4 separate regions of the Homo sapiens genome follow, and regions 1, 3 and 4 are each linked to region 2. Evidence: chromatin loops called from intact Hi-C (ENCODE). Cell type or tissue: Caco-2. All regions are shown on one strand. Links, peaks and the distances in the headings refer to the core of each region. The heading gives the core; the rest is flanking DNA.

Region 1 (7,620 bases), core at 1,290-5,289, 300 kb before region 2:
GACTTTGTTTCTATATAAACAGATAAATCAAGCTCACCTGTAGAGGATGTATCCGTGGGGACAGATTGCCAGACAGGGAGCCCCATTAGGAGGACAACAGTCTACAAGGAGATGGTAGTGAGTGCATCTGAGTGTGTTGGCGAGAAACGGAGCCGGCAGGAAAGTCACCGGGAAAGTGGAATGTACAGGGCCCCAACCATTAGCCTGAGGGGTGTAGGGAGGAGATTCTCTAGGGAGGAGGTCTCTTCTCAAATGTACTCAACACAGGGTTTTGTCCCCTGTTGCTCTGGGCTTACAAGGAAGGAATACAGATGCCTCGCTCAGTGCTCCCCGACCCCCTGCCACCGCCGTGGGTGGTCTGCATGAGAAATGGCCCTTGTGCCTCTTCCCCAACACCAGCACCAGCCCTGTGCCTCGACCCCAAAACCAGCCTCAGCCCTACCTACCCCAACACTGAGCCCGGGAAACAGACCCAGAACCGGGTGATGCCTGAGAGGAGTTACCATGGCAACAGATGTGCCGGCACAGACAGGGAGTTTTGCTGACCATCCCCAGCCCGCTGGCCACCCCTATAGAGGGGTGCATGAACCATAAACTGTCCTTGCAGCTGGCCCTGGGGACTTGGCACTGGACATCCCTCCAAAGGAGAGGTCTCCTACAGACTAGTCACTAGACACAGAGCTCCAGGCCAACCTCCTGTTGGAGCTCTCTGGCTCTTCCAGCTTTCTCTACATGACACCTTTGATTACAGCCCCTCTGGAAGACCGTCTGCTTTCATTTTCTCCTCGGGGCTGTCTCCCCCCTGCACTGTTGATGGAAGATGAGCTTCTAAGCCTCCTTTCTGTGATGGGCGTGGAGCTCACAGGTGCGGTGGGGGAGGATGAAGGAAGGGTCGAAAGAACTGAGGTTAGGGGTGAGGCCTCTGGAGCCAGACCTGCCTGAATTTGACTCCGGCTCTGTCACTCACTGGCTGTGTGGCCTTGGGCCAGTTACTTAATGTCTCTGAGCCTCCTTTCATCATCTGCAAACTGGTAGTGATTACAGTAGCACTCACCTTATTAGGTTGTGGTGAGGATTAAATGAGATAATACATGATAAATCTTAGGACAGGGCCTGGCAGAATATAAACACTTAATGTCCATAACCTCTTCCCTTCACTAAAATCACCCCATTCCTAGGAAGAGAGGAACACATTTTTGGCCATGAGAATTCACAGGGTTAAGTAAAAGTGTAAAAGAGTGAACAAGTGAGAATTGAGAGTTTTGGGAATTAGAAAGAAGGGTGCTTTCTTTTTTTCTTTCTTTTTTTTGAGACAGAGTTTCGCTCTTGTTGCCCAGGCTGGAGTGCGATGGCGCCATCTTGGCTCACTGCAACCTCCGCCTCCCAGGTTAAAGCGATTCTCCTGCCTCAGCCTCTCAAGTAGTTGAGATTACAGGCGCCTGCCACCACGCCCGGCTAATTTTTTGTATTTTTAGTAAAGACGGGGTTCCACCATGTTGGCCAGGCTGGTCTCAAACTCCTGACCTCAGACCATCCGCCCGCCTCAGCCTCCCAAAGTGCTGGGATTACAGGCGTGAGCCACTATGCCCAGCTGAAGGGTGCTTTCTTAATATACTCTGCACTAGACAGTAAGTTTTCAGGGAGCAGAAAGCAAAGTAAAAGTCTGTCTGATTTTCCCCAATCCTTCCAACACCTGACACAGGGCTAGGCACAAAGTTTTATTTCCACAGTCTGAAAATGCCATCCGTTATAAGAGGCAGCATCCATTTAATTAGAGTATTTCTCTTTCTTTTTCTTTTTTAAGATGGAGTCTCGCTCTGCCACCCAGGCTGGAGTGCAGTGGTGTGATTTCAGCTCACTGCAACTTCCACCTCCCAAGTTCAAGCGATTCTTGTGCCTTGGCCTCTTGGGTAGCTGAGACTATAGGCACGCAGCACCATGCCTGGCTAATTTTTATATTATTAGTAGAGACAGGGTTTTGCCATGTTGGCCAGGTTGGTCTCGAACTCCTGACCTCAAGTGATTTGCCTGCCTCAGCCTTCCAAAGTGCCGGAGCAAATGAAAATGGGCATTATATATGTACTAGATCCCAGTTTCAAAATGTTAAAAAGAAAAAAAGTTCATCTTAAAGCTGGAGAAATAAAATCATAGGTCATTAATAAATGGTAATCGACTATGTGAATGGGTGGTTGCAGGAAATGACAATACAGTAGAATGTAGTTAAATACTCACTATGCTCACTATACTCACCAATACTGGAAGAGTTAGAAAAGGTATCCACCATAACAAGCAGAGTGCATCTGGGAAGACTTCCTGGAAGAGGCAGCCTATGAGTGGGAATAAGCAAAAACTAAGTTATCTGACTTGGGGAGAGCAAGAAATGGTGGTTGGGCATAAGGGGTAGAGTCTTGATAAACTAGGAGGCTGTGTGACCACCATCATCCCCCTCCTTAGGTAATGGAGAATGTCAGAATTATCCAGGAAGGTGACTTCTACGTCAGCTCAGAGAAGCCAGGACCAGATCAGACATGAGTCCCAGGGCATGGGCCTGCACCAGGCTAGGCCCACAGGGGGCTTAAGGCACTGGTGGCAAAGCAGCCTGGGTTCAAATCCCAGCTGCTCCTTAGCTGGGCAACTCTGAACTGGTTACTTGGCTTCTCTGGGCATCAGATCCCTCCTCACCCAGGAAGTAGGGCAGATGACAGGGCTCTGAGGTCAGGCATGTGCAGAATCTGGTGTATGGAAGGTGCTTCATAAATATTAAATTTAGAATAGGATGTGATTTCTTTCTTTTTTTGAAAAGTTTTGAAAGGTAAAGGCCATTAGCTTGGAGGCAGAAGACAGACCTCCCTGACTGCTGAATTCCTGCCGGCCTGAAATTGGAGCATTCCAAGCTCCTCAGATGAGTCATAAGCCACCAAGATTGTGAGCCTCTGGGTGAGTATGAGTAGAATTAGATACTTCCTTTGTGGGGCTCAGTGCAAAATGCAAATGAGAGGTCGGCGCTAAATACGAGAATGTGCCCATCAAGCTGCTTCTGTGGCCTCGCGCCTCGCAGCAGTCACAGAGCCTTCAGCTGGAATCCTGGCAAACACTGTGGGCCCTCCCATGGTCTGGGATGTGCTTAATCCGAACACAGCCCTGTGGAGTAGGTGCTATTGTTATCCTCATATTACAGATGGGGAAACTGAGGCACAGAGGGAGGGACCACCAGCTGAGCCGCCAAAGGACAGGCAGCTGGTGGCATGGCTTTTAAAAGGGAACCTGTGCCCCCGGATCTGGAGACATCTTAGCCCACTAGCCCCTTCTTTTAGGGTGAAATACGCATTCTGCGAAATGGAGGCAGCTTGTAATGGGGGTGAAGCCAAATGCGAGAGGCCCGGGCAGCCGGATTTTCAATCCCAGTTCCCAGGGCACCTCCTTCCCACCGTACCCCGCTTCCTCCAGCAGGGAGCCCCCTCCCTCCAGCAGAACAGGGTCTGGCCTAGCCAACTTGCTACCGGGGCCGGGGGCCAAGAGTTAACGTCGGAAGGGAGCTCGAGAGAGTGTGAGAGCTAAAGGACATGTCAAATCAATCATATTTAAACAAAAGCCTCTCCCGCCCAAGGGCCCTTTTAAAAGCTGCTTATTTAATTAAAAGTCCCATTTTCCATATTTATGGCCCTTATTCAGTTAAATATTAACCGCTGGGGCCAGGGCTAGTGTGTGCTTTGTGAGCGGTGTGCGGGGAGGTTCATTACCGCGGCCGGGATTTACCAGACGGTGGCACGGCCGCGGCGGATCAATGCGGCCTGCCCTGGACAAACATGCTGGGGGCGGCCGCGGGGGCCGGGTGGGGCGGCGGGGCCCGAGGGCGCCTCCTCACTCTCCGGCTGGGACTCAGCGACTCGGGGACGCCTTGTCTCTCTCCCTGTCTCTCGCTTCCACATGCTGTCCCTGGGGCTGAGTCGTAGGCCTGGAGTCAGAGACAGAGAGACAGTGAGACCCAGAGAGAGATATAGAGAGGCCCAGAGAGAGATAGCGAGAGACCCAGAGACAGTGAGAGACCCAGAAAGAGACAGAGAGACAGTGAGACCCAGAGAGAGAGAGAGAGATACAGAGAGCCAGTGAGAGATCCAGAGAGACAATGAGACCCTGAGAGAGGCCCAGAGGTAGATACAGAGAGATAGTGAGAGACCCAGAGAGAGACCCAAAGACAGTAAGAGACCTAGAGAGATAGTGAGAGACACCAAGAGATACAGAAAGACAGTGAGAGACCCAGAGAGACAGAGACAGGGAGACACCCAGAGAGAGACACAGAGACAGTGAGAGACACAGAGAGAGACATCGACAGTGAGAGACAGAGACAGAGACTGAGAGATCCAAAGAGACACTGAGAGACCCAGCGAGACAGAGATAGAGAGACACCCAGAGAGAGACACAGAGACAGTGAGAGACACAGAGAGATCTAGAGACACTCCCAGTGAGACACAGAGACAGAGACTCAGAGAGACAGAGACAGGGAGACACCCAGAGAGAGACACAGAGACAGTGAGAGACACAAAGAAAGACACAGAAAGTGAGAGATACAGAGAAACAGAGACTGAGAGACCCAGAAAGACAGTGAGAGACCCAGCGAGACAGAGACAGGAAGACACCAGAGAGAGACACAGAGACAGTGAGAGACACAGAGAGATCTAGAGACACTCCCAGGGAGACAGAGACAGTGAGAAACCAGAGAGTCAGTGAGAGACAGCGGGTCGTGTTTCTCCGTGTCTGGCTGTGTCTAGGTTGAGACCAGGTCCATACTTCTTAAAATCCAACGAGAAATTAAAATGTTAAAAAATTAATAAGAATTTCCTGTGCGTGGCTGCACAGGTGGCACACTCTGGGCCCTGGCAGCCTCTCTCTCTTACTATGTGTGCTGGGGTGGGGCTGCAGAGGTACCAGGCATGGGGTTAGAGGGGTGGAAGGCCCATAAGAGCCCACGCGCTGCTCTTCCAGGCCCCATTCACTGGAGAGATGGGCAAAAAGAAAAACAGGGAAAGGGGGGAATCTGGCATGTATTAAGGATTTGACCTCACTCAGCTGCAGGGACAGGGGCAGAAAGAAAACAGCCACAGAAGAGGCCTAGATCCAAGCAGAGGCGCTCCCGGCTGCAAAACACGCATCACACGCAGAGCTTTATCCAGGGCTTCCCTGCACCAGGCACCAGTGCTGGCCAGTGTTAACTTACGTCATCCTCACTTCCATCCTACATAGGTCGTACGCTTTTGATCCGCATTTTACAGATGGGAAAACTGAGGTTCCAGACAAGCAGGGAGTGATCCTAGGGTCACTCAACCAGGGAGGGGCAGACCCAGGCTGTCTGCTCCTCATCACACAGTAGAAATCACCAGAGTTGCTCAGACCCAGCTGGGCACCATCCTTGCCGTTTACAAGTTCCTGACCCTACCTGAGCCTCAGTTTCCTCATCTGTGAAATAGGGGAATAAGATTTTTGGGGACATTTTGAATCACGTTTTATGGTTGCTCCATCCCAGGCCCTCCACCCCACACTGCTGCTCCTGACCACTGCAATTGATCCCTGAACTCGCTGATGTGACTCTCGGGGTGTCAGGGACAAAGCCAAATGCACTTCCCAGTCTTCTGAGTACTCAAGGGGGCAGGGCTTTCTCTGTCCCTCACTGCAGGAAGCAGTGTGGTGAATGGAAAAGGTGCACTGTAGAACCACAGACAATCCCACCTTTGCCATTTACTGGTTCTGCAAACTTAGGCTGCCTCACATCACCACTCAGAGCCTCAGTTTCTCCAGCTGCAAAATGGGAATAATGATAGACCCTCCTCCTAGTTGTTCTGAGGATTCAATGACATAATTCTTGTAATGGCTTAGCAGTGTGTGGCACGCAGTGAGCATCATTGCCAGCCCTATAAAAGCCTGCAGGGGCTGCACAAATGCTGCCAGCCTGTGCCTCCAAGGTGCCATCTCTGAGGGGCAGTGGGGCTCCATCAGTTCCAGCCCTGAGACCCGGCCAGTCTCCTGAGTGGCCTGGCAGAGGGAAACTTCTGCTCCAGTGCCACCTCTGGCCCTCCTGTGACCTTGGACCTGGAACATGCCACTGCCCCTCCTGGGGCCTCAGCTTACCCATCTGTGGAATGAGGGGATCATTGGGTTTAGAGAAATCTCTCTGGGCTATTGCAGGGATAATGCATCTCCGCAGCAGACAGGGTGAAGAATTTAACCTAAATGTGAAAATATCATTGAAATGTGCCCATTTATGCACAGGAAGGACTGTGCGACAACCAGGGCAAGCGCATGGCTCCTGAGAGCTGTCTGTTAGGTGCCAACAGCCAGGTTGGGAAAGACATCTCCTATATCACACACATGCATGCACACACATGGTCATAGGCACATGCACACAAAAAACACATGCATGTATGCACACATGCACACATGGGTATGGACACACATGAACACACACGCATGTACACAATGCACATAGGGCATGGGCACACTCATGCATGCATATGAATGCATGCATGGGCACTGGCCTGCGCACACACATACATGCATACACATGCATGGGCACACATGCATACACGGGCATGAGTGCACATTCACATGAGCACATATACACACATACATGCTCTTGCATGCATATACTCAGGCACATGCACACACACAGACATGCACACACACGGACATGCACACACACGTGCACACACACGGACGTGAAGACACACACACATGCACACATGCACAAGGGCATACACCTCATCACATCTTTTGCCCCATGCTCTGCTTCTCCATGTGGATCCTGTTAAGAGCCTGGTGCCTGATTTCTCCCACCACTACCTCCTCCCCAAAAAGAAAAAAAATCTGAAAAGCCAGATTAGAACTTCACATACGCATCGCTGGAAAAAATCTATGTCTCATTTTCATATCTAGCAAAATAAAATGACAGCAGAGCACTCCAGCAAACCCCTAGAGGGGGGAGCGTGTCTGCCGAAGATGAGGGGTGGTGGCGGGGAAGACACCTTTCCCAAAGGGAGGAGGCCCCGGGGCCAGAGGCACAGGAGGGGACCTTGGGCCTGGCGAGAGGCTGGAGGATGAAATCGATCAGGCCATTTTGTCCTGGGGCTGGAGGAAGGCTGGGGGGTCCTGGGAAGAGTCTAGGGGGTTGAATGGAGGTTAGAAAGGCAGCGAGAGGGGGAGAGAAAGAGGAGGAATAAAATCCTGGGGATGGTGGTGTGAGTGAGGGAGCGGGAGAGAGAGAGGGAGAGACACCAGGTTATCAGAGAAGTGTGAAGACAATAATGCAATCTGACATTTCTGAAACAAGACCCCCCGGTTGCCATGGCAACGTCTCATGTGGGAGCAGCTCCCAGGAGACGGCTCCGAGATGTACTATAAATGATGTTTGATTAGAATTTAAATCATTTAGGCAGAGAGAAGATAGGCCTTTTGTCAGCAAGGGGACCTGGGGGTGGGGAGGGAGGGGGGCCGGGGTTGTGGCGGGGGAGGGGGCACCGCTGGAGCCAGCATGGGCGTGGGGAGCGGGATCGGAGGTCAGCCAGGGGGTTGATTACTTTTGCCCTCAGCTTCATTTCCGTTTACAGTAACCTTTCCATGGTGGCCAGA
Region 2 (7,620 bases), core at 2,337-6,336:
GCTTGGGCCTGGGGTGAGCTGTCCCCTTGCCACCTCAGCTTTTCCTCCTCTCACTTCCCTCACACTGGATTGGTGAGCCATCCCAACTCCCCCTATCCGATTTTTTCAGCTCCTTACCCTGAGCCGCATTGCTTGAGCTCACCAAGCTCACTGTCCTGTTCTTCCCAGGGCTGAGGGCTCAAGAAAGCACCTCTCCTCTTCTATTCTGAAGCTTCTGAATTTGGAGAGACCCCAGGACTGTCTATGTCTGAGAGGCATCTGCACTTCTGAGTTGTAACGCAGGTTAGGAAGAGGCAATTTCTCTTAGAAAGTGGGTTCAGTGGCAGTGTTAGCAAGGCAGGAGCTAGGCACCCAGGTAGACGCAGAAGGGAAGGGAAGATAACCCCATCACTAACCTCAGCACATCCGGAAGCCTGAGGGGGGATTAGACCTTGAGACCGGACCGGGGCCCCTAGAAATTGTGGGCAAAATGCCAGGCTGTGCTTTTCAGGGCAGAGACCCCAGGCAGTGGCAGGGCTCAGGCTGGAGCGCCCCAGCCGCCCAACCCTGGACAGCCCCCCAACCCTGGACAGACCCCCAACCCCGGACAGACCCCCAACCCTGGAGAGCCCGGATGGTGGGCGTGTCTTCCGGAGTCTCCACTCACCGACTCTCTCCACCTAAATTTGCCTCTTTCCCTACAAAATCTGGGCCCGGAGCAGCGAGGTAGTGGGGGCGGTACCGGCCCGGAATTTTTCCCCGCCTGGATAATTAACCAAGGTTTCCCCGAGGACCACTTCGCCCCCGCCCCGACCTATCCCACCGCCTCCTCTCCCTGCGCGCTGGATGAGGTGGGGAGCTGGATACTGGGGGCCCCTCGTTCCCCGTAATGGTGGGGAAGACTCCCCAGCCCCCAGCGAGGCAGCCCCGCCTAATCCGCGCTGGGAGATCCCGGCGGTGGCGACCGGCAGCGGGCGAGAAAGGGGCCGGGCGGCGGGGCCGGCGGCTCCCCGTGGGAGCGCGGACAAAGCCCCAGCTGCGGCTTTTGTGCCCTTTTCAGACGGCGTTTGTTCCAATTACCTCCGGCCCGGCCGCCATATGGGCGGAGGCGGCGCGCACGGCGCGGGGGCAGCGGCCTTCGCTGGTTTTCCGGCTCGCCGCGGGCCGCGGCCGTCTCCCATCCCTGTCCCTTTGGGGCTCCAAATTTGCCGCTCCCCATCTTCCCCTTCACTTTCGGGGAGAATTAAATTAATGGTTTTAAAAAGTAATTGGCAACCGTTTTAGCTGTTGCTTAAACTGCCTCCAAGCCACGCCTCCAGACACCCCCCATTTGGACAGATTTCAGGGTTTGGAGAGGGAAGAGGGTGGCAGGGGGCATCAGGAATTCGCCCCTTGACTGAGATCCCAGGACTCAGCAGGGGGAGTGGATTTGCAGAAGAGACTCAGGCTTCTGGACTCGCTGGTTTTCCCGCCGTACAAAGCGGGTGCCTGGTACAAGGTGGTCCTTTCGTGACGTCCCCCACGTCAGTCCTTCAGGGCCCCACCTGGTGGGGGAAGGCAGGATATCCCGAAGGTTCTGGAAAAGGGGCTATGTGGGGCGGTCAGAGAGTTGATACAGATTTGTTGAGGCAGAATGGGTTTGCAATCCGGAGTCCCTACACCTCCTGAATTTATGGGCAAAATTCTCATCCTTGCATTTTCCTTGAGAGAGAGCCCATAGCTATCACCAGCTTCTCAAAAGATCTCAATGTCCTCAGATGCTTCAGAACCTGGGGGTGCTGGCAAAACCAACCCGGGGCAAGGCTGGAGGACCGAGCTTCTACCCCAAGGAGCCCGCGGAGCTCTGGCCATGACCCAGAGAATCTTCGTGTCCTCCTCCCCCTCTCCCAAGTCGCTGGAGCTCAGTTTTCTCTTTCTCAGGCTAGGCTAGGCCGGTACAAATGGTCTCACCGGGATCGACGCGGCGGCCGTACTTGGCGAGGCGAAGGACTTGGACTGGGTTGGTAGGGCGCAGGGACCGAGTTTAGGGCGCCAAGGCCGCCCCGCCCGGCCCAACCCACCAGTCGCTCCTGCCGCGGCCCGGATCCAGTTTCCCCCGGCCAGGTCGCTTCCCGGTCTCAACCATTTCGCGCTCTGCTCTGTCCGCTGGTTTGTCCCTGCCCGGTTCCTCTCCCCGGGCCTGTCAGCCTCCGCTTCTCTGGAGGTTCCTGGGACTCATCTCTGATCCACCGTCTTGCGTTCTCTGGGCGCATCGACTTCTCTCCATCTTCGGGCTCACTCCTGACTCCCTCGCTGCCGCCCCCGGGGGTTTCCACGCGTGTCTCTAACCGCGGCCGTCTTTCCTCTCTCTGCGTCTCCTCGACTCCTCCGCGACCCTCCGATGTCTCGGGCTTTCGGGTCTCAGCCGCGGACTCCGCGTCTCTGGGTCTCTTTTCCGCCTTTCTCTCTGCCCCTCTGCCGATCTCTCCGTCTGTCTCTCGCTGTCCCGCATCTCTGTGTCTCTCACCGACCCTAAGACACTTAGGAATCATTGTCTGTCTCTGCGTCTCTGGCCGCCTCTGTCTCTCTCCATCTCTAGGTGTCAGGGAACCTGTGACTGAAGTCTCCGAGTTTTTGCCGCGTGTGTCCCCCACGGTCTCGGAGTCTCTCCCGTCTCTGTGTGTGGTCTCTGGCAGTCTGAGTCTCTTGCCCTTTCGAGATCTCTCATTGTCTCTCTCCCCAACCCTCCCCGTGAGCCTGCGACGTCCACCGTCTCAAGGGGCGCCGGCCTCCGCAGGTCTCTCTAACCTTGGGTCGGTGTCGCGCGCTCCCCTCTCTCGCCCGCCCGGGTCCCCTCCCCGGGTCCCGGGTCCCCCGCCTACTTCGCCTTCTCTCACCGCGCCCTGTCTCCTTCCCGCTCCCCCTCCGCAGACTACCAAGGCGACTACTACGCGCCGGGAAGCAACTACGACTTCTTCGCGCACGGCCCGCCTTCGCAGGCGCAGTCCCCGGCCGACTCCAGCTTCCTGGCGGCCTCTGGCCCCGGCTCGACGCCGCTGGGAGCGCTGGAACCGCCGCTCGCCGGCCCGCACGCCGCGGACAACCCCAGGTTCACCGACATGATCTCGCACCCGGACACACCGAGCCCCGAGCCAGGCCTGCCGGGCACGCTGCACCCCATGCCCGGCGAGGTATTCAGCGGCGGGCCCAGCCCGCCCTTCCCAATGAGCGGCACCAGCGGCTACAGCGGACCCCTGTCGCATCCCAACCCCGAGCTCAACGAAGCCGCCGTGTGGTAAGGCCGCCGGGCCGCCCCCCGCGCTCGGCCCCCGGGGGCCCCGCCCCGAAGCAGCCTCCTGAAACCAAAACGCCCGACGCAGACGCGGTGGGAGACGTGGGTGTCCCTCGGGGGTTCTCTCTCGGGTCCGCACTCAACTGGCAGCTGCTCCTCGGCTGGGCGCCGAGGGGGGGCCGACCCCCATCTCCACCCCGCGGGCTCTCCAGGAGCCTCAGCCCACCGCCAGTACTCTCCCAGCAACCGCGAGCAATTTCTTGGGACCAAAGTCAATACTCCGGAGGGTCAAGAGATTTCGAGCACGCTCTAGACTTTCCCCGGGCCCCCACCCACCCACCCAGCCACCGCCACCTCTTTGGACTGAGAGAGGGTGAGGCCAAGGGGCGGAGACGGTGTTTTTCCCTCTCTCTGCAATCCGAGTGGCATTTTGTAATCTTATTTCTCGCTGTGCTTTCCCCGTCTTTAAAAAAAAAGATGATAAGAAAAGGAGAGAGATTGAAAGAGAGGGAGAGGAAAGGGGGCAAGATGAGGAGGAGATGGAGAGACAGCGTCAGCCAGAGGGAGAAGACGGAGAGCGAGCGAGGAACTCGCGTGAACCGGGAGCCACCGAGAGGGAGACCGAGCCACCTGCACGCTGGCGCTCCCTGGTGGCCAATCTTGAGGCTCAAGGTCAGCTTCTCTAGGAATAGGGCTGTGGGTCAGGAAGTGGCCAGCCGGGTCCAGCTCCCGCTCTTCCTTACTTTGACGTTTATGTTGAGCCCGAGGGAGCAGGCCGGACTCGAACACGCACACATCCTGCTCTCCCCCTGGGTGGGGCGCCAGGATTGCTGGGCTCAGACCCACAGACCACCCTCCCTGCCCAGGGCCTGGAGGCTGGGCCGTCAGGATGTACAATATTATACTTTTTTGGAAGTTGAACGCTTCTAGTTTCCTTATTTTGTATAAAGAAGAAACAAATAAAGTATGTTTTTGTGTTTACTGTTTATTTATTGTACTCTAGTTATCCGGGGTTGGACATTTTTATATTTTTAAGAGGAGGTAGGGCAGAGTGACGGAGGGGAAGCAGAAAGAGGTTTACCTAAAAAAAACAAAAAACAAAAACAAAAAAAATCAACTTTTTTTAAAGAGAAAGATTAATAAAAAAAAATCTTTTTTCCCTCAGCGCTGTGTGGTTTTCTTTTTTTGTCCCTACCTTGATAACGACTCAGAGAGAATGAAACCATTCCTTTCCCTGGTTCTGGTCTCTGACATTAAACCCTTGATGGGTGCAAAAACCTCTGCTCACCCAAAGGGGGAGCTCTTCTAGTGACTCCCAGGTTCATGAAAGTGACTGTCCTCTTTCGACAGCTACTACGTGCCAGGCACCGTATCTCCCCATGCTTTATGTAATACCCTGCTCTAACACAGGCCTGCCCAGCATATAGTAGGTCTTCAGAATGTTTGATGAATGAATGAATGTGTGATTTGTTTGTTGCCAGCACATCAAAAGAATTAGAACTTCACTCCTAACTATTCCCCCATGTAATTTCTGGTGGCCCAAAAAAAGAGCAGGCTGGTAAGCTGATGCTGGTTATCTGCAAGGCTATGTTAGGACTGAAGTGCGCCTCCTCCCCAAAGTGAGGCTGTTGTGCTCTGCAAATCTTATGCAGTGCATGCTTGTCTTTAGGTAAAGGCATGAGGGAAAGAGTGTCCAGTGAGATTTAGGAGGCCTGAGGCCACTACCTAAAACAAGTCACTCTCCTTCTTTGACTCAGTTTCCCTACTTGCAAAAGCAGGGGTTGGAGAGAGTGCTTCCTACATTCCCTTCCAACTCGAATGTCTGTAATCCCAGCACTTTGGGAAGCTGAGGTGGGTGGATCACCTGAGATCAGGAGTTCAAGACCAGCCTGGCCAACATGGTGAAACCCTCTCTCTACTAAAAATACAAAAATTAGCCAGGCATGGTGGCAGGCACCTGTAATCCCAGATACTTGGGAGGCTGAGGCAGGAGAATCGCCTGAACCCGGGAAGCGGAGGTTGCAGTAAGCTGGTACTACATTACTGCACTCCAGCCTGGACGACAGAGCAAGACTGTCTCAAAAAAAGAGAGAAAGAAAGGAAAGAAAGAAAGAAAGAAAGAAAGAAAGAAAGAAAGAAAGAAAGAAAGAAAGAAAGAGAAAGAAAGAGAAAAAGAAAGAAGGGAAAAAAGAAAAAGAAAGGAAGGAAGGAAGGAAGGAAGAAAGGATAAAAGAAAAAGAAAAGAAAAGCAGGAGAGGGAGGTAAAAATAAATAGAAGAGTGTCCTGCATTGGGATCACTTTTCACCCAAGCTCGGGGTGAGTGAAGCGGCCCATTGTAGCTGCAGCAGGGGAAGGTGGGGAACAGACCGCCATGGGACAGGCGCACGCTCAGAGCCCCACTCTTCTGCCCTTCTTCTTTATGTGTTCCTCACAAGAATCATGCAATGTGCCTTGCCTTTTTCTTTTCTTTCCTTACTGCACATTCATCTTTATCAGACCAATGCTACTTGCTTGTGGAAAATTTAGAAATCTCAGATAAACAAAAGGAAGAAAATGTCACCACCCAGAATCTCAAGCACTATGGAAATCTAGATGATGCATTTTCTTTCAGACTTCTTTTTTCTTTTCTTGTTTTTTTGTTTGTTTTTTTGTTTGTTTGTTTTGTTTTGTTTTGTTTTTTCATTTTGAAACTAGAGATCATACCCTATACTCAATATGTGGTCATCTGCTCTGGTTCACTCAGCAATAGCTTCCAGATGTATAAACTGATCTTCATAGACAGAGCTATGTCATTCTGTGTAGTCACTGCTTAAAGTTCTCTTCAATGGCTGAGCCATCCTTTTATGGTTTTTGTTTTATTTTTAACCAAGTCTATTATTGGATATTTGGGTTTGTTTCCAACGTTTCACCACTTTAAACCACATCAGAATATCCTTGCAGCTGAATCCTTGGACGTGTATCAGGGTAGGTATTATTGGCCCCCTCAGGGTACTCAGAGAGGTTGAGGGACTGGCCCAAAGTCACACAGCTGGGAAGTGGCAAAGCTGAGATTCAAACCCATGTATTGGGTTGTGTTTCTACTTCTCTATGGTGCCCTAACTGTAACGGATTTTAGAGGCCAAGAGAGAATTTGCAAGGTGGACCTCATCTCTGGCGGGTCCCTGAATGCTTTCTGGGCATGTGTGAACTTTACAGAAGGGCTCACTTAGAACTTGCACCAGAGCAATATGGGGGAAGCGAAGCTAGGGGGAGGAGAGGACTCACCCCTTCCTCAAACAGGGTTGTGACAGGGAGATACAGGTTGGGGAGAGAGGGGAGGGGAGGAGGGGTGAAAGAGAGGAAGAGGAGGGGAGGGAGGCAGGAGAAAAGGAAAGAATAAGGAAGAGAGGAAGAGGAAGAGAAGGGAGAAAGGTTAGGAGGAGAGAAAGAGAAGATTAAATCTGTGGCAGGAAGAGCCCCCATAGGTGTGCCAAGTCACCTACTGCTCATGCTCCATGGTGTCCAGGGACCGCCCCCAGCCCCTACCCAGATAGGACGCTTAGACCCAGAGGTGTCCTTCAGTGAAGGCAGCAGAGTGAGGCTACAGAATGAGAAACCGCAGTAGAACCAAGCCCTCTGCCCCTTTCTCCAGGTACAGGCACACACATGCACACACACACGCACCAGACAGTTACATATGGGCCCACACAATGAACACTTACACATGCAAATACATGTACACGAACAAAAACACAAGCATATACTGATGCATGTTCACAGGCATATGGATTTACACACACACACACACACACAAAGCAGCCACATGGACACACAGCTGTGCATGCACACAGAGACACATACAAATACAGACAAGGGCACAATGGTAGGCGCACACATCTACATACATATGCACACAAATGTACATTAACAGACACCCACAGGCTTGTGTACACAAATGCACACACCTACAATATGTCTAACCCCTGTGGACACACAAAAACCCACACACCATGTCCTTGCACACATGCTAACACACATGTACACAGGATATATACCTGCCCCTTAAATACTCACAGCTTCAGTCTGGGAGAACTGGGAGAGGAAGAGGTCCCCTTTTATGTCAGGGACTTAAATAACCCTGGGGTGGCCCCATCAAGATCTCTGAGGGTGGCTCCAGAAGCCAGGTTCCAAGAGGGATGCCATGATTTCTGCATGATCAGTACTTGTGGACACACTCCCCATCATTCCTTCCTCTGAGTATTCACAAGTGAAGCGGGTTGGCAGCCTAGGTCACCTGAGAATGGGATGGAGGCAGAACAGAGCAGGAGCTCTGGGATCCAGGACACTACCTGGCTGAGGAACTGGAGGTTGCTCACTATGTCCCCTTTCT
Region 3 (7,620 bases), core at 1,811-5,810, 130 kb before region 2:
CCTACTTGAAGGTGGACAGTGGGAGGAGGGAGAGGATCAGAAAAAAATAACTATTGATTACTAAGCTTAGTACCTGGGTGACAACATCATAATCTGTACATCAAACCCCCATGACGCAAGTTTACCTATGTGACAAATCTGTACATATACTCCTGACCCTAAAATAAAAGTTAAAACTAAATAAGTAAAAGTAAATAAATAAATATTTGGTCTGGTTTTCCAGTTGTTTAAGGCAGGATAATAAATCTGGTCTCTGTTATGCCACCTTTTCTGGAAGCAAGAGCTTAGTAGAAGCATTTTTGAGAATTTTGATCAATATTTGATAAACATATACTGCGGGAGGGGGAACCTTCTCCTCCATAACCCCCAAAAAAGTGTCTCCTTCAACTAATATATATATTTGAGACAGGGTCTCACTTTGTCACCCAGGCTGGAGTGCAGTAGCACCATCTTGACTCACTGCCACCTCGACCACCTGGGTTCAAGTAATCCTCCTTCCTCAGCCCCCCAAGTAGCTGGGACTACAGGCAGGTGCCACCACACCCAGCTAATTTTTGTATTTTTAGTAGAGACAGGGTTTCACCATGTTGCCCAGGCTGGTCTCAAACTTCTGAGCTCAAGCCATCCTCCTGACTCAGCCTCCTAAAGTGCTAGGGTTTCAGGCATGAGCCACTGCACCTGGCTATCAATTAATATTTTAAAAATATCAAGAAACATGAATTTAAAGGAGTTTAAATAAACATGCTCAAAAGAGGAAAAAAGTATAACTCTAAATTAGGTGAGAGAAGGGGTTGGAAAGGAGACAGCCAGGATTGTGATGTAAAATGAAATTAGGGTTCAAACAGGTCCTTAACTTGCCTGCTCTGCTGCTCCCATGGAATCTCTCAGAGTGGATGTTTGTAGCAAAGTTTACCTGGCAGCTCTTTTAAAATGCATATTCTCACCAGGCAGGGTAGCTCACACCTATAATTTCAGCATTTGGGAGGCCAAGGCAGGGAGTATGACTTGAGCCCAAGAGTTCAAGACCAACTTGGGCAAATCTGTCTCTTCAAAAAATACAAAAATTAGCCAGGTATGGTGGTACACCTGTAGTTCCAGTTACTCGGGAGGCTGAAGCAGAAGGATCACACCGAAACTGGGAAGTTGAGGCTACAGTGAGCCATGATTACACCACTGCACTCCAGCCTGGGCGGCAGAGCAAGACCTTGTCTCAATAAAAGAATAAATAAAATAAAAAGCATATTCTCAGGCCCTACCTCAAACCTACATAGGGCTCAAATTCTAGGAGGGGGACCCCATGTAGAACCTGCCTTTTCTGCATGTTTCTCCAATTGCTTCTGACCTGATAAACTGACAGAATATGACCTAGGTGGGTGCCGAAGGGGATACCATATTTGGCCCCAAATAGTGAGTCAGTGGCAGGACTACTGGGCTTGGAAATGGAGACTTCTGACTTCCCACTCTGGTCAGCTTCTACAGTGGCAGTTGCTATCAATCCTCCCTTAACACCAGAATCACCTGCAGCTTTGGAAGACTGAGACTCAGGACCTCTCCCAGCAATGCAGATTGAATTGGTCTGAGGAGGGGCCTAGGTATCTGAACTTTCTCAGACTCCCCAGGTAATCCCAACGTGAGCCTGGGCTATGACACAGGCTCTAACCTGGGTGTCAGTGGGTCTGGGAGCCCCTGAAGTACATGTTTATAGCATGTGGGATGTCTCAGTCTGGATGCAACTTGAATTCTTATAAAAGGAGGCACAATGATCCATTTTCTGAGATCAAGGCAGTGAACAAGGGAAACCCTGCATTTGTTAGGGCAATTCTATGCTTTTCTTTTCTTTTCTCTTTTCTTTTCTTTTCTTTTCTGTTGCCCCAGGCTGGAGGGCAGTGGCATGATCTTGGCTCACTGCAATCTCTGCCTCCGGGCTCCAGCGATTCTCCTGCCTCAGTCTCCCAAGTAGCTGGGATTACAGGCGTGCACCACCATGCCCGCCTAATTTTTGCATTTTTTTAGTAGAGACAGGGTTTCATCATGTTGGCCAGGCTGGTCTCCAACTCCTGACCTCAAGTGATCCGCCCACCTCAGCCTCCCAAAGTGCTGGGATTACAGGTGTGAGCCACCGCGCCCGGCCATATTGTGCTTTTCAAACCTTACTGGGCATAAAAAACCCCCTTGAGAGCTTGTCAAAACACAGATTCCTTGGATGCACCCCTAGAGATTCTAATTTCAGAGGTCTCGGGGTACGGCCTGAGAATTTGCATTTCTAACAAATTCTCATGAGGCCGAACCTGCTGGTCTAGAACCACACTTCGTGCATCACCAAGCTATGGGGAGAGAAGACACTGAAAGGTCAGACCCAAGCTCTACCAGTGCCTCAGCCGGGCATAGGGAAGTCACTCCCCCATCTGTCAAATACCTTGATCTCTGGGATGCCTTTATGTCTGTGTTGTGGGTCAGCTCCACTCCAACCTGACGATTCCTCCACCCTAAATCCTCACCTGCCCTCCCCAGCAGCACCCTCATGTCTCCCTGCACCCATCTGCAGCATCCGCCAAGAGTCTCAAAAACCCTGGAACCTTTTGATCATAAAATAATAATAATAAATCATAGCCATTGCTCACTTCAAGAAGTCAGACACTGTTTTGTTCATCTCTTTATCTGCAAAGCCTAGAATAGCACTAGATCCACAGTAGGCACTCAAGGTGAACTCACGAAACGAATGAATCAGAGTCAGTGGGACTAAGCCTTCACAAGGCGCAGTTCCTTTAAGCCTTACCCTCCAGACAAATGGGAGCTATGTTTTATTCTCATGTTACAGATGGGGAAACTGAGGCTCTAAGAGGTGGATGCCCTCGCCCAGGGTCACACAGTCAGGGCCTGGCAGAGGCTGGGTTTGGAACCCAGGTCTGTGAGAGCCCAACTCCCCTACGCCTGGGAATAGACTTGGGTTTGGTTGCAGGGGAGATGAGACGGTGTCGGGGTAGTGAATTAGCAGAAGCTCCTCCGAGGTGCCGAGGTGCTGAGGGAGATAAAAATAGCCTGCGGGCTGCGCTGGAAGGTATACTGGAAGCCCCCAGCGTTCGCCGGCGACTGGCGTCCTAATTTATGGCACCCGGAGAATCGAGCTCGGCGAGCGCCTCTCCTAGGCGGGTTGAGCTGCAGGTGAGGACAATGTAATTAAGAAATCAAAAGGTAATTTCCACACACGCTGCCGCTCGCCGGACCCCGCGGTCGCTTAATTGATGGTGGGGCCGGCCGAGCCCGCGCAGCCGCCGCCAGTGCCAATGCGCCCCGGTGAGCCCAGGAGCGCCGCGCCCACCCGGCGACTCGTGGCTTCTCTGTCTCTCCTCGGGAGGCGGGGAAACTTGGCCGCGGCCCCATGGGCTTCCGGGAGCTCAGGGGAGGGCGACAGGGCGTGACGCTAGGGACACTCTAGCCTCTGCTTCCTCCCCACCCACCCCCCGCCACCGCCGCCGACATAACATATGATCATCTATTTGTCTCTCTCCCTTGTTCCTGTATTCCACTTCCTATTTCTCTCTGCACGCATGTTTTTCTTTCTTTCTTTCTTTTTTTCTTTCTTTCTTTCTTTCTTTCCTTCCTTCCTTCCTTCCTTCCTCCCTCCCTCCCTCCCTCCCTCCCTCCCTTCTTTCTTTCTTTCTTTCTTTTTTCTTTCTTTCTTTCTTTCTTTCTTTCTTTCTTTCTTTCTTTCTTTCTTTCTTTCTTAGACGGAGTGTCACTCTGTCGCCCAGGCTGGAGTGCAGTGGCGCGATCTCGGCTCACTGCAAGCTCCACCTCCAGGGTTCACGCCATTCTCCTGCCTCAGCCTCCCGAGTAGCTGGGACTACAGGCGCCTGCCACCATGGCCAGGTAATTTTTTGTATTTTTAGTAGAGACGAGGTTTCACCGTGTTAGCCAGGATGGTCTCGATCTCCTGACCTCGTGATCCGCCGACCTCGGCCTCCCAAAGTGCCGGGATTACAGGCGTGAGCCACCGCGCCCGGCCCATGTTTATTTCTTTTTCTCCCCGTACCCCTACTTTTTTTTGAAACAGTGTCTTGCTCTGTCGCCCAGGTTGGAGTGCAGTGCGGGATCATAGCTCACTACAGCCTCGACCTTCTGGGCTTAAACGATCCTCCCACCTCAGCCTCACAGTGCTCCAAGAATACAGGCATGAGCCATGACACCTGGCCTCTTTCCCCTTCTTTAGTTCACTCACTGGTCTCTATCATTTCCTCTCTCTTCTCCACTCCTTCCCCAGGTTTCTGTCTCCTTGTTTCTCTTTTTCTTTCAGTTACCAGAATTCTTACCGCTGGGCCTGGAAGAAAGAGCACTCAGGTGACCTTTAAACCTTAGGGGAAATCGCCGGGCGCAGAGGCTCAAGCCTGTAATCCCAGTACTTTGGGAGGCCGAGGCGGGTGGATCACCTGAGGTCAGGAGTTCAAGACCAGCCTGGGCAACATAGTGAAACCCCATCTCTACTAAAAATACAAAAAATTAGCTGGGTGTGGTGGCATGCGCCTGTAATCCCAGTTACTCAGGAGGCTGAGGCAGGAGAATCGCTTGAGCCCAGGAGGCTGAGGTTGTAGTGAGCCAAGATTGTGCCATTGCACTCCAGCCTGGCTGACAGAGCAAGACTCTGTCTCAAAAATAAAAATAAAAATAAAAATAAACCCTAGGGCAGATTGCATGTAAGTTACTGCCTCTCCACCTCCCCTTCCTGCATGTGGGATGAGTCATGGCAGCCCTGTAAGCAGGCAGCACTGGCTTGGGTAGACCAACCTGGACTCTCACATGGAATGATGAGTCTGTGCCCAGGAATGATGGGTGGGTGGGTAGGTGACTGGATGAATGGATTAATGGGAGGGTGATCAGTTGAGTATTTGGATGGATGGTTGATTGGTTGGTCAAAGAGATAGGTAGGTAGATAGTCTAGGGTTGATTGGGAATTGGGTGGGTGTGTGGCTGAGTGGGTAGATGGGTAGGTAAATGGATGCGTAGATGGATGTGGTGGGTAAATGAAGGAGAGGTTAATATAGGTGAATAATGAATAAATGGATGAGTAGATGATTGTGGGTTGGCTAAATCTGCAGGTGGATGGCTGGATAGATGAGTGGATACATAGATGGGTCAATGTGTGGATGGATAAATGGGTATATAAATGGATAAGTGGGTAAGTAAGAGAATGGATAGTGGGTAGATGGATGAATGGGTGAGTATTTGGATGGATGGATGGATGGATGGATGGATGGATGGATGGATGGATGAATGGATGGATGGATGAATGGAAAGGAGTATAGATTGGTGGGTATGTGGATGGATAAGTGAGTGAACAGACAGGAGGGCATTGATAGATGAACGTATGGATGGATAGATAGGTGAAAGATGGATAACTGGGTGTATGGATACATGGACTGATGGGGAAATGAATGGGTGAATAGTGAGTAGGCAGATGAATGAGAAAGTAGGATGTGTGGGTTGGGGGGAGTAGATGGATGGATGGATGGGTGGATGGATGAATGGATGGATGAGTAGGTAGTAAGAGGATGAATAAATGGATGAGTGGATGTATAGGAGTGCTAAAAATGTAGATGAATAGAGGAGTGGATGGATGGGTGGCCGGATAAATGGGGGAACTTATAGGAACAGAAGCATGTTCCTAGTGATGACATTAAGGAACAGATGTTTGATGACAAAGTCAAAACGTAAGTAGGTATAAACAAAAGTAACAGGAATCTGCCATCCTCCAAGAGATCTCCCAGCCCTGGGATCTCAAGGACTTTCTTCTCACAGAGGGGCAGGGCAGGCAGCTGTGCTATAGAAAAAGGAGTACTGGCCTGAGCCCTGTACAGACTTGGAGTGAGTCACTACTATTTCCTTTTCTTCCATTTCTTCAAATGTCAAATGGACATAATAACATCAGCCTCACTGGGTTGAGAAGAAAAGGTAAAGTAACAGGAATGAAGTCACCTTACCAACTGGAACACTCTCCACCATGCACCAATATCAATACATGGAATTTAGCACAGCCTTGTCACCACCCTAATTTCTTTGGTTGACGACCAACCAGACTCAAGGTCCAGCAGCTGACCCCTTCTTAAGCCATGAGCTTTCTTCTAAAGGCCCCTCCCTCACATCTTCACTTCCCCAAACTCTACCTGTTCTGTAGGGTCCAGTTCTCTCTCACATACCGGTACCTACAAGAAACCTTCTCCAGTTATCCCTCCCCCCATAACAGAGGACATTGAATGCCACAGCAAAGAATATGGACATTAATTAGGCCAGTGAAATGAGCTGCAGAAAGGTGGGGTTTTGTTTGTTTGTTTGTTTGTTTGTTTGTTTTAAAGACAGAGTCTTGCCCTGTTGCCCAGGCTGGAGTACAATGGCATGATCTCGGCTTACTGCAACCTCTGCCTCCTGGGTTCAAGTGATTCTCCTGCCTCAGCCTCCTGAGTAGCTGGGATTACAGGCACCCACCACCACACCCAGCTAATTTTTGTAATTTTAGTAGAGATGGGGTTTCACCAGGTTGGCCAGGTTGGTCTCGAACTCCTGGCCTCAGGTGATCCACCCGCCTCAGCCTCCCAAAGTGTTGGGATTACAGGCATGAGCCACCATGCCCCGCCTGCAGAAAGGTTTTAAATCCCTACCTGCCTCCTGGAACATGTTTGACCAGGACTCTGGCAATCTGTGTCCCTAGGTTCCTTTCCCATCTCCACTTTCAACACCACCTCCCCAAAATAGAAAAATGCCTTTTGTTCATCTCTGGGTTTTTGGCCCCCAGTACCGGGTTTTCAGTAAACACTTGCTGAGCACATCTAAGTCTGAAATGGGGAAGCGTGGAGGTTGGTAATACACAACACATCAGCAATACAGTTTTGCCTACTGACCCTTCTGCTGCTTGTCTTCTTCCCACTCTGTGTCAGTTTCTCAGAGGAGGAAACTCAGGCCAATAGAAATTGCCCAACGGCCCCCCAAAATCCTGCTGTCCCTTCCCCCATTCTGAACTAAGCTGTCAGGAATGTGACCACCAGAGCAGAAAGATCCTTTGTTACCACAGAGAGAGGTAAGTGAGGGAGGTTCCGTTGGAGGATTAGGGAAGAGCCTGCAGGCAATTCCTTTCTCGCTGGGGCTCAGCGGGGGCTGGAGCTGGATTTTCACCTGCTAAGAGCCTGCCTTAAGCTGCCTCCCACCTGCTGGGAATGCCCAAAGCCAGAGATCCAGGAGGCTCACCTGAGGTGGTCATTCTCGGGCCAGCACACCTGGGCAAAAGGAGAAGGAAAAGGAGTGGGGGAAGTGGGAAGGAGGAAGAGAGAGAGACTCAGACATATACCTTTAGTAGGGTGTAGACACTTGCATGCACATAATCACAAATACATATACATTGGTACACACTCAGATGCCTGCATGCGTGAATGAAGATTTACTTATATATGTGCTTGTGTGCACCTCTCTCATCCACACTTACATTTTCAGGCACAGAACCACATGCATATACACAATCACATATGCGAAGATGCCTACACCACACACTCACACACACACACACATATCAAATGTGCACATAGATACATATGTGCTCATAGACCACACACATGCACACACATAGTTATACACATG
Region 4 (7,620 bases), core at 1,925-5,924, 270 kb before region 2:
AATTCAAACTTTTTGACTCTGGTCCCTGTCTGGCCCAAGTCACCTGACAAACCTCCCCTTGGGGAGATGTGAGTGCTCAGCTGGTCTAGCTCTGTGGATAGGATCCACAGCCTTGAGATCTTGGCAGAGGGAGACCAGACGGCTGGCAAGGCAGGACCCCAGCACTGGGAAACCACTGGCTGGAGAGTTCCTGCCTCCCACCCTGGGGTGGGGCTCCGCTGCATCCTTGGGTCCTGTGCATCCTCCTGTCCTGGCCCAAATCTACCTCTTCTGAATTGGTGTTTCTCAGAGTCTTTCCAGGGAGGACCCGTTGTCCCAGAATCACCTGCAGTGTTTGGTAGAGCTCGGGGGGTTTACTCTGCAGATTTCTGGTCTTCTCCTGAACCATACCCACTGAATTGCCATCTCTGGGGATGGGGCCCTGGAACCTGCATTTTTTTTGAGACAGACTATCGTTCTGTCTCCCAGGCTGGAGTGCACTGGTGTGACCTTGGCTCACTACAACCTCCGCTTCTAGGGTTCAAGTGCTTCTAGTGTTTAAGCCTCCTGAGTAGCTGGGATTACAGGCACATGCCACCATGCCCAGCTAATTTTTGTATATCTTGTAGAGATGAGGTTTCACCATGTTGCCCAGGCTGGTCTCAAACTCCTGAGCTCAAGCAATCCTTCTGCCTCAGCATCCCAAAGTGCTGGGATCACAGGCATGAGCCACGGTGCCCAGCCTGGATCTGAATTTTAATAAGCTCCCTGAAGGGCCCTGGTGCTCGATGATGTCTCAGAATCATTAGGTGAGCCCCTGTCCAAGGTGTTGCCTGTCCCAGTGCCTGGCACATAGCAGACATCCAACATAGGCTGGTTGAATGAACACCTGAACAAGCAAAACCTCTACAGGCCTCGGTTTCCTCATCTGTGAAATGGGAGGGATAATCATCTCTGCCTTGCCCACTATTTTTTGAGGTGATTTAACTCACCTCATACTTTTGAGGTGATACACCTGATACTTTTGAGGTTGAAGTGTGGCCAGAGTAGGAACTCTCCATGGAAAATGACATGAGAGATGGAAGGTATACAGGGCAGAGAGAGAAGAGAGAGACAGACAGACAAAGAGATAGAGGCAGAGACAGAGGGAGACAGAGACACACACACATACACACACACACACACACAGAGAGAGAGAGAGAGAGAGAGAGAGAGAGAGAGAGAGAAAGCCTTCGTGTTAATAAGCACCAAGGAAAGCAAGCTGTGGCTGGAGAAACCTAGTGATGCTCTCTGCACCTGAATCCCTGGAAGGATGACGATGACTTCCTGCCTACGACCCATCTGCCTTAGTTTGGGGTCCCCCAAAAGCAGATCTTGAGACAAGGACTTGGGTGCAGGTTGTTTATTTGGGAGGGAAGAAAGTGGGAAAGTGAGGCAGAGAAGGGGAAAACAGTGCAGTTTTTGTTAAGGCGCAGGTTACTTACAGGGTGTCAGTCCATGGGGACCCTCAGACGAGCCATGCAGATCCCGCCTCAGAACTTTCCCACTGAGGGACATGGAAGTTGTGGCATTTCTCCACCTACTCCCATTGCTTTTGGAGACATTAGATCCCCAGCATTTCCTGGCTGCCCTGTGCACCTTGGTGAAAACCTTTGGCCAGAAAAGCAGGAGGCTGCAGGCACATGGAGGGGCATGAGGGCAACTGGCAGCTCACAGAATGTCCTCGCCAGCTGCAGGTGAGCTCTGAGCTCAGCAAGGGGATGTGGGGCATCCCCAGCCTCTGTTGCTCTCTCATGGTGTGCACCTGGCCAGCCCTGCCAAGCCAAGCTAGATCCATCCTTCAAAACCAACCCCCAGCCTTCCCAGCCTCGAAGGCTTCTTCTCCATCCACCCTCACCTTCACCATCTTCCCTTTAAAAAGTGGCAATAATTTGAATCCTTTTGATGGCTTTAGGTTACATATGCTGACAAAAACTGGAAGGAGGGAGAGAGGGAGGGAAGGAAGGGAGGGAGGGATGGAGAGAAGGAAGGAAGGAAGGGAGGGAGGAAGGGAGGAATGAAGGAAGGGAGGGAGGGAGGGAGGGAGGGAGAAAGGCATTCAGTACCTCCCATGTGCACGGCACTTTCATATCTGTTATCTCATTAAAACCACTATCATGAGTCTATCCAGTAGGTAACATCATCCATGTTTTCTAAAGACAAGAAAACTGAGGCCCAGAGAGGTGAGGTCACTTGCCTGAGGTCACACAGCTAAATAGATAGCCCAATCTTGGGCTTTAAAACATGTGTTCTTTCTGCCTTCTCCCATTGCCTCCTCTGGATGTTTACTTATTTGCAGTGAACACTGTCAGTCCTCAACTAGATCCTGCTGCTCAGGGCACGGCCTGCAACCTCGCAGCCCAGCAGCATCAGCAGCTCCTAGAGCTTGTTAGGAATGCAGAGTCCCGGGTCCCAGAGCTGTTGAATCAGAATCTACATTTTAATGAGGTCTCCAGGGCATGTGTGTGCATGTTAAAGGTTGAGAAGCGCTGTCCTAGACAGTCTTTGAGGAAGAGGACAGCATCTTCCTTTTATTTCTAATATTCCAGGACAGCATTTTCTTGGTCCAATGCAAATGTTAAAAAAAAAAAAAGCAATTAATAAATGGCTGTGGGTCAAAGACTGATTCCACATGGCTGATGGGGAGGCTCTCTGGTTAGACATGAACCTCATAAGCCTGTGCGCCTGGACGTGGCAGGCCAGGACCGTACATGTGGACCTGGTCACATTATTGGATGTCTATTGAGCACTAACACTGTGTGATGCATGGCACGGGGCATAGATTTGTGTGTCTGCTGGGCAGTGACCTGAATTCAGTGCTGGGTGGAGTGCCGGGTGCATTGGAGGAGATCGATAAGCAATTATAATTATTATTACAATTAATAATAAATGCTACATGGTCCGGACAAAAGAAGCTGCAATGTGAGATGTGTGCCTGCCTCGGAGCCCTTCACACTGAGCCCTGTGCAGTTACGGAGCTCCTCTCTTCATGGAGGAGAGCGGGGAGGGCAGGTGGGGTTCTGGCAGCCCCTGCTTCTGTAGCATGTGGATTCACAGCCTCCCTGGGAGAGTGGGAGAGGCCAGAGGACCCACAGGGAAAGCAAGTCCTTCTGGAGTTGGATGGAGGTCAGGGTGTTGGTGGTTTACGAGGAGACTCCAGAAGATTCCCTTGGATGGGCCAGCTCAGAGGACCCCACTGCCCCCCTGGCCTGGGGAAGCCTCATTGCTCAGTCCCCGATGCAGAGGCCTCTGCACACCCTCTTGGAGAGTACTGCTGCCCTTGAATGCATGCATTGCATGGTGGCTGCATCGCCTAATGGTGAGGCACACAAGCTTAGCAGCCAGGCCACAGAGATTCCAATCTTGGCTTCATCACCTATGAACCATGTGTCTTCAGACAAGTTGCTTAGCCCCTCTGGGCCTCAGTTCAGTCATTCCCAAAATAGTTGTAATGACAGTGCCCATCCCACAGGGCTTCTGTGACAATTGAGACAATGGGCATAAAGTGCCTTGCACATAGTGACCATTCCAATGTTCACTGTCATTGTTTACTTTCCTGTGTCTTGTCCCTCACTGAAACCCTGAGAAGGGTTTGGTACATGTGGGTTTATCAGTTGCTCTGTGAATAATCATGACCAGCATTTACTCACTGCTGACTCTGCCAAGTACTATTTGAAGCATAACTCAATTCATCTTTGCACCAATTCCTGGAGGAAAAAGTGATTACTATTTCCATTTTACAGATGCAGGAACCAGGGCAGACAGAGGAATTAATTTGCCCAGTGTCATACAGTTAGTAAAAGATGGCACCAGAATTTGAACCGAGACAGTCAGAGTCCAGAGCCCATGTTCCTCACCTTGTAATAGACTGCTTTTGAATGAATGAGGGAAGGAGAGAGGGACAGAAGGAGGGAGGGAGGTATGGGAGAAGAAAGAAAGGGAGGAAGGAAGGGAAAAAGGAGGGAGGGAGAAAGGGAGAAGAGAGAGGGAGGAAGGATGGGAGGGAGGGAGGGAGGGAGGAAAGAGAGAGAGGAAAGAGGAAGGAAGGAAGGAAGAGAGGGGGGAGGGAGGGAGGGGAGGAAGGGAGGAGACAGTGGAAGGAAAGAAGGAAGCAGGGGGAGGGAAGGAAGAAGGAAGGAGAGAGGGAGATATAAAAGAGATCATTAGGTGAACAGAGAGTTCATAAGTGAATTAATGCGTAGATGAAAGAGTAACAACTGACCTCTGAGAGTCATTAAGAAGATTAAAATGAGTAAAGGCTCTAGGTCTGGTACATAGTAAGTGCTCAGTGAACATTAGCAGTGATGAGGATGGTCAAGACAGTGATAACAATGAAGATAGAACAGCTGAGTGGAGAAATACAAAAATGATAGCAGATGGTACCAGTGGCTTGACATTTGGAGGGTTTGACCAGCCAGATCTCTGGAGAAGCCAGGATGTGAGACACACAGAGGCTTGGATTCCTCTCTCCATTCCATATAGATAGGGCACTCAGAGGCACCAAGAGTGGAGAGAGACTCTCCCAAGGCCACACGGCTGATATTGGAGACAGGATTCGATTCCAGAAGAACTTTCTGGGCACAACCACTGTCCTTCAAGGCTCCTGGACTGGCATCTCACTGTATTGGGATGAGCAGATTTTCTAAAGGACTGAGACAGAAGTGTGGAGAAAAAAATACATGTTTTCCCATTCAGCAAGCATTTATTGAGCACCTACAGTGTGCCTGGTCTTGTGCAACAGGTTTTCTGACATGTTGAGTGATTTCTCTGCACCTGTCCTCTGCCTTCTGTAGGGCAAAACCTTGGAGATTAGGAATGGACAGAACCCTGAGCAGCTGACTTCAGAGGAAAAGGGGTTTCTGGCTGTATCAGTCAGGTTATGCTGCAATGAAAAGCAGCCCCCAAATCTCAGCCCCCGAAAACAACTCATCAAAGGCTGACATCTCACCCTGTGGGTTGGTGAGGGCTACACCCCACATCGTCCTCCCCACCAGGTGCCAGGATGATGGGAGCGCTCACTGGTGGAACACAGCTGGTAGATGATGGGATGGGGGATGGGGAGGTGGAAGCACACGTTGCCATGTTTGGACTTCAGCCTACAGGGCCACGCTTCACTGCTTCTCCCATTTCACTGGCCAAAGCAAGTCACACGGCCATGCCTCATGTGGAGGGGGTGGGGAGGGCAATACCACCATGTGGTCACCACACACAGTCCCCATGCAGATTCACAGGGAGGAGAAGAGGCTGCTTGTGGCTTGTGTACATGAGTGAAACCTTGAGAGATGGCAGGCTGGGGTGAGGAGTCATGGGTATGGGTAATAGGGTTAGGGATCAGCCTACAGCTAGGATCAGGGTTCAGTCTATGACTAGAATAGGGCTTTAGTCTGGGATTAGGGTCAGGGCTCAGTCTGTACCAGGGTTAGGGCTCAGTCTGGAGCAAGGATCAGGCTTCAGTGTGTGACTCGGGTCAGGACTCAATCTTTGACCGGAGTTGGGGCTTAGTCTGGGATTAGGGTCAAGAGTCATGCTGGGACTAAGATTAGGGCTCACATTGTAACTGGGATACTCTGTGATTGTGCTCAAGACTCAGGCTAAAACAATGGTCAGGGATCAGTCTATGACTTGGGATCAGGGCTCAGTCTGTGACTGGGATCAGGGTTCACTCTGTGACTGGGATCAGGGCTCAGTCTGTGCTTGGGATTAGGACTCAGTCTGTAACTGAGATCAGGGCTTAGTCTGGAGCAAGAGTCAGGGCTTACTCTGGGTCCAGAATGAGGGTCCAGCTCTCCACCAGCATGAGGATCCCCTATGACCCATCAGTACCTCCATACTAGACTGTTGTAAGGTTGGAGCCTCACACCCAGCACCACTGACCTGCAGCATCAACCTCAGCCCCACACCTCAGAGCCCAGGAGCCCTGCCTCACTGACATGACATGCGTGTCCCAAAGTGGAGCCTTCCCCGATCCCTTGCCCAGCAGTGTCAGGTCAGCCCAGTGTGGCCCAGTGCCGCCGTGGGCACCGTGGGCCCCTCGTCCCCGCCTGCCCTCCACGCGCCTCCCTCCTGTCTCCTCCCTCTGCCACCAGCTGCCGGCTCCGTCTGCTCAGTCTCTCTCCCTCTCCCCGCTCTGCCTTAGAGACAGCTATAAGTCTCCCGTGAAATATATACAGTGTAAATATATAAAAAGCTTGTGCCTGCCTGCTGCTTATGTATTCATGAAATAGTAAATAAATTTTATGGGATAATTTGAAGGCTGCCAGGAAGCCGGGAGATGAAAACGAAGGCCTAATGAGATGGAGTATCGGGGCGGCACACGCGCAATCGATCGGCGGCTGCCTGGCCCGAGCTGGGACGAGCCCATCTCCCGTGGCCCGGGGCCTCGCTGATGAGACACTTCGGAGGGGCTTCCGGGGGCCATAAACCACGGGTGGCTGCGGTGGGGGCGGGGGAGGCCTGAGCTCTGGAAGCGGTGATGGTGCTGACAGCCACCTGCTGGGAGGCAGGGGGCGGAGTTCTTTCTCTAGCTCTGCCAAGGACCTGCTGTGTGACCTTGAGCCAGTCATGCTCCCTCTGTGTGCCTCGGTTTCTCCACATGCGTGATGAGGGGCTTGAGCTAGAAGGTCCCTGGGCTGGGGCCTGTGGCTGTGACAGTCTTCTGGTAGCCCCCTGGCCCTCCCCTTCCTGACACTTATTGCAGTGTGTAACGATATGTTGATTTCATGCTTATTGGATGAGTATCTGTCTCTCCACTAAACCTCAGCTCTATTTGGGCAGGGTCTAGGTCTCTTTTGCATACTGTTTTTTGTACCCCTCCTGTCTGCCACATAGGAGGGTCCCAATAGATATTTATGGGTTGGACCAAGTGCCATGGCTCACACCTGTCATCCCAGCACTTTGGGAGGCTTAGGAGGGTGGATAGTTTCAGGCCTGCCTGGGCAACATGGCAAAACCCCATCTCTACTAAAAATAAAAAAAAAATAGCCAGGTGTGGTGGTGCATGCCTGTAGTCCCAACTACTCGGGAGGCTGAGCGGGGAGGGTGGGGAGGCAGAGGTTGCAGTGAGCCGAGATTGTGCCACTGCACTCCAGCCTGGGTGAGAGAGTGAGACCCTGTCTCAAAAAAAAAAAAAAAAAAATTATGGGTTGGATGGATAATGGAATGAATGAATGAGTGAGGGAGTGAAAAATTCAGAACAGATCCAATTCCATCCACTCCACCATGCCACCGTGTGGTGCAAGCCACCATCATCTCCCGCTCGGACTACTGCAGTAGCTCCTCTCTGGTCTCTGTCACCACCCTGGCCCCCTACAGTCCACCTCCCCACAACCCCCAGAGGAATCCTGTTAGACAAATAAATCAGTGCCTCCTGTGCTCAATATCCTCCCATGGCTCCCATCTCCCTCAGAGAAACAGCCGAAGTCTTCTCCATGTCAGACAAGGCCTACATGATCTGCTGCCAGCCCCTCTGGCCACCCCAACCCCTGCTGCGCACTCCTCCCTCCCTCTACCCCAGCCCCTGGCTGCCCACCGCAGGGCCTTTGCACTGGCTGTTTGCTTCTGCCTGCATTTCTTTCCCTGTTATATCCCCATAGCAAACTTCCT

The links. A loop is a pair of places that touch in the nucleus more often than their neighbours do. Peaks named below come from ENCODE experiments on the same cell type or tissue, not always from the same donor. Only the 100,000 strongest peaks of a DNase experiment are listed, where the experiment ranks them.
Region 1: a loop joins it to region 2, with 17 times the contacts of the local background. A loop is called at or near these places in 3 of 110 quality-filtered maps.
Region 3: it touches region 2 in a loop (2.0-fold over the local background); 3 of 110 quality-filtered maps call a loop at or near these places.
Region 4: a loop joins it to region 2, with 5 times the contacts of the local background. A loop is called at or near these places in 5 of 110 quality-filtered maps.

What each region holds. Positions count from the first base shown.
Region 1 is chr12:113,762,392-113,770,011 of GRCh38, reverse strand. LINC01234 (long intergenic non-protein coding RNA 1234) reads left to right here. Exons shown (of 3, transcript NR_110026.1): 2 at 2,804-2,937. Among named protein-coding and RNA genes, the nearest start is that of LINC01234, 7.5 kb to the left of the region's middle. RefSeq lists an enhancer at 503-1,014. In Caco-2, for the core only: no CTCF peak of the experiment used is centred there; DNase peaks (open chromatin) are centred at 2,971 and 3,751.
Region 2 is chr12:113,458,827-113,466,446 of GRCh38, reverse strand. It overlaps LHX5 (LIM homeobox 5), which reads left to right. Exons shown (of 5, transcript NM_022363.3): 5 at 2,890-4,414. The coding sequence ends at 3,257. Among named protein-coding and RNA genes, the nearest start is that of LHX5, 9.2 kb to the left of the region's middle. In Caco-2, for the core only: a CTCF peak has its summit at 3,902 (motif pointing left); a DNase peak (open chromatin) is centred at 3,896.
Region 3 is chr12:113,587,370-113,594,989 of GRCh38, reverse strand. No RefSeq gene overlaps it. Among named protein-coding and RNA genes, the nearest start is that of LHX5-AS1, 120 kb to the right of the region's middle. RefSeq lists an enhancer at 6,622-7,399. In Caco-2, for the core only: no CTCF peak of the experiment used is centred there; a DNase peak (open chromatin) is centred at 3,389; H3K4me3 peaks cover 669 bases; H3K27me3 peaks cover 115 bases.
Region 4 is chr12:113,723,737-113,731,356 of GRCh38, reverse strand. No RefSeq gene overlaps it. Among named protein-coding and RNA genes, the nearest start is that of LINC01234, 46 kb to the left of the region's middle. In Caco-2, for the core only: no CTCF peak of the experiment used is centred there; a DNase peak (open chromatin) is centred at 3,476.